Linked DNA regions of Homo sapiens: region 2 is linked to region 1. A link is an interaction called in ENCODE POLR2A ChIA-PET data of the cell type or tissue named here. Cell type or tissue: K562. All regions are shown on one strand.

Region 1 (5,000 bases):
GTTAAGCAACGTGTAGTATTGCACGGCCTTCTGCTGGCAAAGCTAGGACTGGCGTGGCTTCCCATATCACATTATAATTTTGCATATTTTGGTGAAGAACTTGGCGGTAATTATTTTAATAAATCATAGATGTTATCCTGATGTATAAAGTGGAAGGACAACTCTGAAGATATATGGTCAAGTTTTAATGTGAAGTATTGGATAATCTATTAAAAGTTGAATTGTAAATTCGTTTCTTATGCAATATTTGTTTATCTGGAATGGATATTGCAGCATACTCTAATCTCCTTATGCACACATACATACGAATACACAAAATCCATTACAAAAAAAAGAGTTTGTGTTGGGAGATGTCAGTGACTAACCCTTCTGTAATTTGTTTATTGCTTATGAATTTGGATGTGATAGTTTTTTATGGTTTTCAACAAGGAATCGTTTACTTTTTCTCTTCTAAATATCTCTGAGTAAAATCTTGATACAGCATGGAAAACAATTCTTTATTGAGAGTCAACTGTTCCCCTTTTGGAATGACTCCAACCACTTTCTTGTTTCACTGTCTGTTAGCACCTCACCCATACCAAGATTTAGAGAGAGGGGATTGGGTTGGGAAGAGAAAAATGAAAACATTTCCCTTCCCCTATCTCTTTGGCTACTTGGTTCAGTCTCTTTTTGCTTTTGTTAGCAATTGGAGTAAACTATTGGATAAAGAGTTAGAAATGTCTCTGTAAAATAGTTTGAGAATTAATAGTGACCTTTGACTTCGATTTTTCTCTTACATTGTTTAGAACTAGATAATTTTTAAAAAATTGGTGCCTCTCTCTGCCATAGCCAGTAATGAACACAGACCAGGGTGTTGTCCACAAACAAATTTGAGTTGTTGCATTCCCTATTTTGTCTACATCATTTTGAAAATTTCCAACCTTATAGAAGGATGAAAAATTTGTGGGAAAAGTGAAATAATTTCTTTAACATGCACAAAATTCCATTATAATTAAGTTGAAAAACATGCATATATAAATATATATAATATCATCAGAGTTATGTCTTTATTTTGGCCCTTCAGCGTTCAACTTTGGGTTTTTTTTGTTTGTTTTTTGTTTCTTTGTGGGCTTTTTTTGAGACTTTGTCATCAGTCTGGAATTAGTGGCCTCCTGTGCACTACCACGCCCAGCCAATTTTTGTATTTTTTGTAGAAACTTGGCTTCACCTGTTGCCCAGGTTGGTCTTGAATCCTGAGCTCAAGTGATCTGCCCGCCTCAACCTCCCAAAGTGCTAGGATTACAGGTGTGAGCCACTGCCCCCGGCCAGCCTTCAACTTTGATAAGCACTATTACATTTTACATTTATGTTGTGATCTTATTATATGATTTACCGTTTTTTGTTCAAGTTATCTCTTAATTCTTATTTTAAAAAGTACGTAGGGCTGTGACAAACAATTGGTTTGTGTTTTGAATTATTCATGGCACAAACCCCTCCTGAAAACATCAGACTAGACTTTTCTGATCATGAAGGGTGAGTGCAGGCCTCGATGGTCTTCAGGTCTCTTCTGGCTGCAGCATTCTGTGAGTCTGTGAAATCAAACAGTGTCTATAAAAGGGTTTGTCCTTTTCTTTCTTCAGTTAATGATTGTGGATGAGGATTCTTTGCACTGGTAGACACTAGTGTTTTGATGACATGAAGACAGAAGAAGAAGTAGCATTAGTTAATTCAAACAAGCCTGTATTGATCTTGTAAATTGGCTAAAATCTTTGTTGTACTAAAGAGATTGCTTAATGTTTTTGAATCCTATTCTTTAAAATGTTTTGGTTTGAGTAATAAAGCTAAATATCACCAGAAAGATAACTTATTGAAAATTGTAAAAGTATTTCTTTGAGAAGAAATGTATAAAGTATTTTCAAATAGTCTCATTTACTTCCTGTAAAACATGGTGAGGCTAGGTGCAGTGGCTCACGCATGCAATCCCAGCACTTTGGGAGGCCAAGGAGGGAGTATCCCTTGTACCCAGGAGTTCAAGACCAGCCTAGGCAACATAGTGAGACACTCAACACCACAAAAAGAAAAAGCATGACAAGACAAAAAAAAAAAAAACCTCATGGTGAGATAGGTGAAAAATAGTCTAAAATAATAGGAAGCCCTTTGCTGGTGCTAAATTTCCATTTGACAGATGGTGGGCCTGAGGCCTAGAGGCATCGGGGTTGCCCAAGGTCACACAAAGCCTGACATTGAGCATTTGTTTTTTAATTTCAAATCTATTTTCTCTTACACCCCATCTGCCTTCATTTCTCTTGCTATGAAAAGACACTGATGGTTTGGCATACAGTCTGGGCGTAGTCAACATTTTGTGGGAGAAAAGGAAGGAATTAGACTAGGAGATCTGGGATGCAAGTATATATTCGGCCCTTGATTAGCCTTTTGCTTTGGGGTTAAAAGGGAGTGGCTGGGGGTGGGTGAGGTTTTAACTAGATTTCCAAGAACCTCTTTCCTCCTTGCTTTTGAAGTTGGGGGTGGGGGTACTATATTGGTTTGTCAGTCAGCTACTCATGCCAAACATTAGGTCATTATCACTTTCACTAAATTCACTCATTCAACACTTTTTGGTCTGCAAAATTTTGAAACGGGAAAGAGTTAATGAATACCCAGGCAATTTTAACACAATGATGAAAAAGGCTACAAAGGAGTAAATCTCCGTGTTATGAAAGTGTGCAGAGGAGAGGTCGAGGAAGGGCTCTAGGAGGGAATTATATCTCAGCTCAGATTGGACCCCAAAGGAGGAGTTAGTTGGGTAGAATGGAAGAGAGTAAGGAAGGGAGGCTCTCTGGGCAGAGCCACTCCTGCCCTCCAGAGAGATAGCATAGCCCTTGAAGGAGGAACTTGAAGACATCTTGTTTGGCTGAAGCCTCAGGTAAGTGGGGGATGTGACAAGAGGTGAAGTTGGGTCATTAGAGGGCAGAAGAGCTTCTAACCTTATTCAAGAGTCTGGACTTTATCCTAGAGCAGTAGGGAGCCACTGTAGGATCATATATGGGGAGGCCAATTAGGACGTTAAGAAACAACATCATTTGCCCATTCCCTTCACTTGGACCTTTGCCGTTTACAAAGTACTTTCACTTATGTTATTACTTTATGTAAACTACTCAATAATCATATAAGGTAGAAGGAGATAGATATCTCCTTGTTGTAGACAAGGAATCTAAAGTTCTGAGAGGGTAGTTGACTGATTAATCAAGTAAGAAGCTAGAGGGGCCAACACGTGAGCCTCGCACTTCAGTTCTGGACTGTACTCTAGCTGCAACAACCTCTTCCTCTCAAAACAGGTGCTGGAGTTTTCCACAGGACTCTGTGTGTTGGGCACTTACCCATAGGACCAGCCCCTTTCAGTGGTCTATAATAACTATTGGCCGGGCGCGGTGGCTCACACCTGTAATCCCAGCACTTTGGGAGGCCGAGGCGGGCGGATCCACAAGGTCAGGAGATCGAGACCATCCTGGCTAACACGGTGAAACCCCGTCTCTACTAAAAAAAAAAAAAAAAAAAAAAAAAAAAAATACAAAAAATTAGCTGGGCGTGGTGGCAGGCACCTGTAGTCCCAGCTACTTGGGAGGCTGAGGGAGGAGAATGGCGTGAACCCGGGAGGCAGAGCTTGCAGTGAGCCGAGATCGCGCCACTGCACTCCAGCCAGGGCGACAGAGCGAGACTCCGTCTCAAAAAGAAAAAAGAAAAAAAAGAACTATTAAAACTGACCAACAAACCCTTGAAAAGTATGTTGAGTGGGAAGATGAAATCAACCTCTCCTTGGACAAGCCTGAGTAATAGCTAATGCAAACATGCATCAAGTTCCCTCTTGGCCCCCAGAGGTCAGTGGACTTGTGGTTTGGGTCTCCCGGTTTCTAACTCAGGCCCTTAGGAAGCAATCAAATATGTGTGCAGCAGAATGGGAACAGGAGGGGACAGAGTTTAATTATGAATCTGACTCTTTCGTGAAAAGGAAACTAATTGTATCAGAAATCTCAGTGTTGTCTGTCCACATGGGGACTGTTGGTTTGTTATGCTTGTATGCTGTTGGCCTTAGACTACTAAGTGCTAGGAACAGCTACCTTAATTGTGAGCTTCCTTCCTTTGGCAATTTAAGTTTAAACTTCATGTCAGCCTGTCCTTTTATTTGAAGGTGAAATTGTGTCTATTCTAGCTTTTGTTTGTAAAAACCTTGTTTGGCAAAGTTTTCCTCGCAGACACAGTAGCATTGTAAACTAGATGAACACCTGATTTGTTTAAGTCTCCATAATGCCTCTGTGATCCAGAAAGCAGAGAAACCCGAGCAACTCAGCTTTTTATATAACGAAGTCCACTTGCTAAAACGCATGAGCTTGCCTCATAGGGAAGTCTCTGAGCCCTCTCTTAGCCTTTATAGTCTTGATTTATGCAGTGGTCATTGGTTTCTCTATGGCCCAAAAAGATTAGGAGCAGGGCTGAGGGCCTCTTGGAGGCAGGCCACCAACATCGGAGAGGAAAAATTGGCAGTGTGGGACTATGGAAGACATTCATTATGTGACTTCAGACATGTCAACAGTAAACTTCCTGGGCTTTTATTTCTTCGTGTATGAAAAGGAAATGTTGTCCTAGATACACTGTAAAGTCTCTGTCCAAACTCTGATCCTAAGTTATAACCAATGGACTTACTGACAAAATGGAAAAAGTAGACATAAGAACTCAAAATAATGGTGTAGCTAAAAGAACTTGGGCTTTTGAGATAGAAACTCCAAAGTTCAAATTCCTGTTTGAAAGCCTTGGGCAAATTATTCAGTCATTTTCTTTATTATAAGAAGGATAGAAACTCCCTTGTAGGACTTTTATTTTTTGAGAATTGAATGCTGTTACTGTGTGTATGATGTGTTTGTCACATGGAAAGCACACACAAAAAGTGTGTAAATGCATATGAATGAAATCAGCCCCTAGTTCACTGAGGGTAGGTCCAGACAGCTGTAAGAACCTTGGTAATCTTT
Region 2 (5,000 bases), 80 kb after region 1:
TAAGTTTTAAGAATATGAAAATTGCAGTAATCAGGGTTGTGTATTTTCTTGTTTTGGCTCATCAATGGGCAGAGCATTGATTAGAAAGAGTAGCAAATAACCAAGTTTCTAGCTAGATAGTCCTTGGCAGATAGAGTCTGCAGATGTACTTGCAAGTAGCAGGGTCATTGAAAAAAGTAATTGTTGGGAAACCTCAGCCTTCCTCTTGGACACGTTTGTCTCACCAAGGAAAATGCACCGTTAAGAACAACTGATCAGAGTATCACTTTATGAGGACTTTCTTTTCCTTATTGAAACGTCAAGAAATCTCTTCCTTCTCAAGCAGGTTTTTTTTTTTTTCCTGCTTTTAAACATTATTAATCCTGTACTGATGTTCACTTGTAACTTTTTTTCCCGTATTTTTCAGAGCTTTCTTCTGGTTGGTGTCTCTACTGATTTCGTCCCTTGTTTGGTTCATGGCAAGAGTCATTATTGACAACAAAGATGGACCAACACAGAAATATCTGCTGATCTTTGGAGCGTTTGTCTCTGTCTATATCCAAGAAATGTTCCGATTTGCATATTATAAACTCTTAAAGTAAGTTAAATACCTGCCTTACCTTTTTTTTCCCCAGTTAGATTTTAGTTATGATTTGGTCATTTGAAACGTGAATATAGTATTGTATCTATGCCCTCCTACATAGTACTAAGCCAAGAGATTGGTACATTTCCAGCCTGAAAATCTTGAGTGTTCTTTTATCTTGTGGAAATTTCTTATTTCCTTCCTTTCTTCCTTTATTCAAAAAAATATTTCTTGAGAATCAATCCCAGACACTATCCTAGGTACTGGGGATACATCAGTGATTAAAAGACAGAGTCTCTGGCTTCATGGAGCTTATATTATAGTAGGAAGAGACAGACAATAAATGAATGAACAAGAAATACACTGGTATAGTAGGTAAGTGTCATGGAGACAAACAAGCTAGGGAAGCATTAAAACAACTACAGAAATCATTCCAGCTTAGAATGTATATGTTCTCTTTGCCACCACCTAAGTTAATTCTTTTTTTTTTTTTTTTTGAGACAGAGTTTTCGCTCCTGTTGCCCAGGCTGGAGTGCAATGGTGCAATCTCAGCTCACGGCAACCTCTGCCTCCTGGGTTCAAGCGATTCTCCTGCCTCAGCCTCCCGAGTAGCTGGGATTACAGGTGTGCACCACCATGCCCGGCTAATTTTTGTAATTTTAGTAGAGACAGGGTTTCACCATGTTCGCCAGGCTGGTTTCAAACTCCTGACCTCCAGTGATCCGCCCACCTTGGCCTCCCAAAGTGTTAGGATTACAGGCCTGAGCCACCACACCCGGCCAAGATAAATAATTCTTATGGAGACCATGCCTTCCATTATTTTGACTTTAGTAGGGGAAAACAGGAGTTCCTTTTGTGGTATTTCCTGTAGTTTTAAATCTATAATAGAAAATCACATTTTAAAAAATGCCTTGGGTTCCCTTGTTGGGCCAGAAAGTAGGTCTTCTCTAGGACTCACGAGGACCTCACATGAAACCACTGATTTGAAACACAGCTGGAACTTGGAACCATATTTCCTTTCAGGCAGTCATGAAATTGGCTTTGATTATGTAGTAAGTCTTAATAGAGTGATAAATGTGCTGTCTTTTTTCATTTGTACAAATGAAGTAATTAAGGCTGTCCATGAATTTCGTGGATATAACCAAGAGGAACCTCAACAACAACTCTTTTCATAGGCTTCTGTTAACTTGTTCTTGCCAATATGCTAGGTTTTCTGTATTTGTTACTCTTTGCTTTTAATACCAGATACTGAATTCCCTTTTCGTAATGAAGGAATTTAAATTAGGAATTGAAATCCAGGAAGCCATTGCTTAGAAGCAAAAATCATATCTTAGAAAAGTTTCAAAAATGAAATTCCCATTAGTACCTGGAAATATTACATGGGAATAAATAAATATCAAAGGTAACACTGAAATTTCCATGGTAATACAACATCCCTAACAGATGGACATCTAGCTGTGTTTGAATGTTTCTGGTATGTGGCAGTTACTACCATTCTACAATTTTAAGCTTTAACTGTAGAATATCATTAAGGTAACCACATCTACCTCTGCTGGGCTTGGTGGCTCATGCCTGTAACCCTGACATTTTGGGAAAGCAAGGTAGGCCAATTGCTTGAGCTGAGGATTTCGAGACTAGCCTGGGCAACATGGCAAAACCCTGTCTCTACAACAAATACAAAAATTAACTGGGCATAGTGGTCCCAGCTCCTCGGGAGGTTGAGGTGGGAGGATCACTTGAATCTAGGAGGCGGAGGTTGCAGTGAGCCGTGATTGCACCACTGTGCTCCATTCTGGGAGACAGAGCCAGACCCTGTCTAAAAAAAAAACAAACAAGCAAAAACAAAAACTCCCTTCTGACCGCTGCCTTACTCAAGTACCAGGTAAATGAAGTCTCTGCTGCATGGTTATAATTATCTCCCTTTCAAGAATGAACAGTCCTCATTTCTTCACCTGGACCTCAACAGGCATGGTTGTGGCTTCCAAACCTTTCCAAAAGAAAGGCTGTTTGTTCTTTTTGGTCAGTGGACATGACCCTTTTTGTCAGCGCCTGGTTTTTGCCTGTGCTCAGAACCCAGCATGGTATTCTGCAGTGCAGACTAAGTAGTACCCCTGACTGGGCACTGTACTCTTCACAGCTCAGCCTCACATTGCACTGGGTTTTCCTGTCAGTGACATCATTGGCCCATATGCATTTTCATGCCATGGGTCTAATTTTGAAAAAAAAAAAAAAAAACAAAAAAAAACACAATTTCTAATACAGAATTTAAAGTTTAGGACTTGTATGTTCTAAAACCTGAATTATCAGCGTGACAAAATGAGTATGGGCTGTTCTTCACTGCCTTGCATCTTCATGGTTTCCACCTGAAATGGCAACATTTTCCTGGCACTAACTTAGGGCTCCAAAGGACTGTAGCTGAACATAGATCCACATTATTGTTCCTCTTTTTTTTTTTTTAATTTTAATTTTTAAAATTTTCTTTTTACACTGAGGAGCAAGTGTCCACTTTTTTAATGAGGGCAGGAAAGGAGTAGGACCACATGAGGAAGAAATTAAAGCTGTCAGTCTGTAGGCTCGAATGCCAGGAAGTTCAGAGAAGCCTCTTTAGGTTCCTAGGGAAACCATGTGTGCTTTTCTGAAAGGACCTTTGGAAATTTGCAAATGGTAGGACAGACTTGTACTAGCAGGTACGTTTGTTTGCATTTGCAAAAATCATCTTTTACGAGCCTTTAGAATATTCAAAATTTTCCCAGCAAATTTGAGAAATGTTAAATGTTATGTAGATGTATTAAAACAATTTAAGAATTATTATAATGCTTTATTTATGACTGACATTTATATGGATACATTTACATTGCTCTCTTATTCTATATTGCATTCAAATATAGGGAGTTTGGTTTAATCAATACTTTATCTCCACTGCCAAAGTAGGTCTTGAACTTTTAAATTTAAAGTGCTACCTCAGACTTTTGCTATCAGAATTTGGTGCCAAGATTAAAATGTGGAGAGTTTATACCAGTTTTTATAAATATATGGAATTGGATCAAAATATTCATTGCAATCTAATAATAAATAATAGTTTTATTTCATGAGTTAGACCTTAATCACTTAATCTTACTAATCTTGTTCTTACATGAATGAATAGTAACTTTCAGCCTGGCAGAGCCTTGCATAAAGAGAAATTGGCATGTGTGGTAGCCCTTTCTGCAGTAATTTTTTTAAAATCCAAGTTATGTTGCTTAAAATATAATCATATTTTGCCAAAAACATACAGTTTAGACAACTCTATGTTGCTTGAAACTCCTGTATGTTGCTTGAAACTCCTGTATGTTGCCTAAAACAGACATTAGGATTTTTTCTGTTTGGATGGAAACTTTTGTAATTTAATTCAATTTTGTCTTAAAAGGTTGATACCATAAATATTTTGTAATTTTAGAAAATCTTCCATTTATAGAAAAAACATTAAGATAACCATTGCTACAACTTTTAAGCAGCGTGTCTATTTTTAAAAATTCTGAAAATGGCGTATTTAACTTGTATTCATACTCCTTTCTCTCTCTCACACACACATTCGAAAAAGGATAGAACAAATGAGAAAGATGGTGTGATTTAGCAGTAGTTTTTCAAAATTTATATTTTTGAAATTTGAATTGTTTCTTTTTTTGTTCTTGGGAACATAATAATAAATGCAAACAAAGAATTTTCCACTTCAGTAAGATGGACGTGAACCCAGAAACTGATGATGTTTTGTACTTTCTCACTTCCTGATGTTGACATTGAGAACTCTTAGTGCTGTTAGTTTTCCTCCCACGTACTTCCATAACGTAGAATTAGGAAGCTTATTAAACTTTTTAGTTTATTTATTTAATATATTTGTGATAGTAGTACTTTGTTGTATCAAATAGCTAAAATCTTTGATTGATTCACTGATTGACACAGTCTCGCTCTGTCACCCAGGCTAGAGTGCAGTGGCGCAATCATGGCTCACTGCAACTTCCGCCTCCGGGGCTCAAGCAATCCTCCCACCCTCAGCCTCCTGAGTAGCTAAGACTATAAGTGCGTGCCACCACACCCAGCTAACTTGTATTTTTTTGGTAGAGACATAGGCTCCTTATGTTGCCCAGGCTGGTCTCAAACTCCTGAGCTCAAGCGACCCGCCCACCTCAGCCACCCAAAATGCTGGTATTACAGGTGTGAGCCACCATGCCCAGACAATTTATCTCTTAAATTGATTATTTGTCTTTTTATTATTGAGTTGTAAGAGTTCTGTAGATATAAGTCCTTTTTCAAATATGATTTGCAAATATTTTCTCCCATCTGTGTTGTCTCTTCACTTTCTTGATAGTGTCCTTTGTAGCATCAAAGTTTTTAATTTTGGTGAGGTTCATCTGTTTACTTTTTCTTTAGTTGCTTGTGGTTTAGGTGTATGTATTTGAGA

The links. Peaks named below come from ENCODE experiments on the same cell type or tissue, not always from the same donor. Only the 100,000 strongest peaks of a DNase experiment are listed, where the experiment ranks them.
Region 2: POLR2A ChIA-PET joins it to region 1 with 5 read pairs; 18 of 35 experiments call an interaction of 5 or more read pairs at or near these places.

What each region holds. Positions count from the first base shown.
Region 1 is chr15:63,198,575-63,203,574 of GRCh38, forward strand. The region is part of intron 1 of RAB8B (RAB8B, member RAS oncogene family); the gene reads left to right. Among named protein-coding and RNA genes, the nearest start is that of RAB8B, 11 kb to the left of the region's middle. In K562, no CTCF peak of the experiment used is centred here; a DNase peak (open chromatin) is centred at 2,447.
Region 2 is chr15:63,278,755-63,283,754 of GRCh38, forward strand. APH1B (aph-1B gamma-secretase subunit) reads left to right here. Exons shown (of 6, transcript NM_031301.4): 2 at 407-577. Among named protein-coding and RNA genes, the nearest start is that of APH1B, 3.6 kb to the left of the region's middle. In K562, no CTCF peak of the experiment used is centred here; no DNase peak of the experiment used is centred here.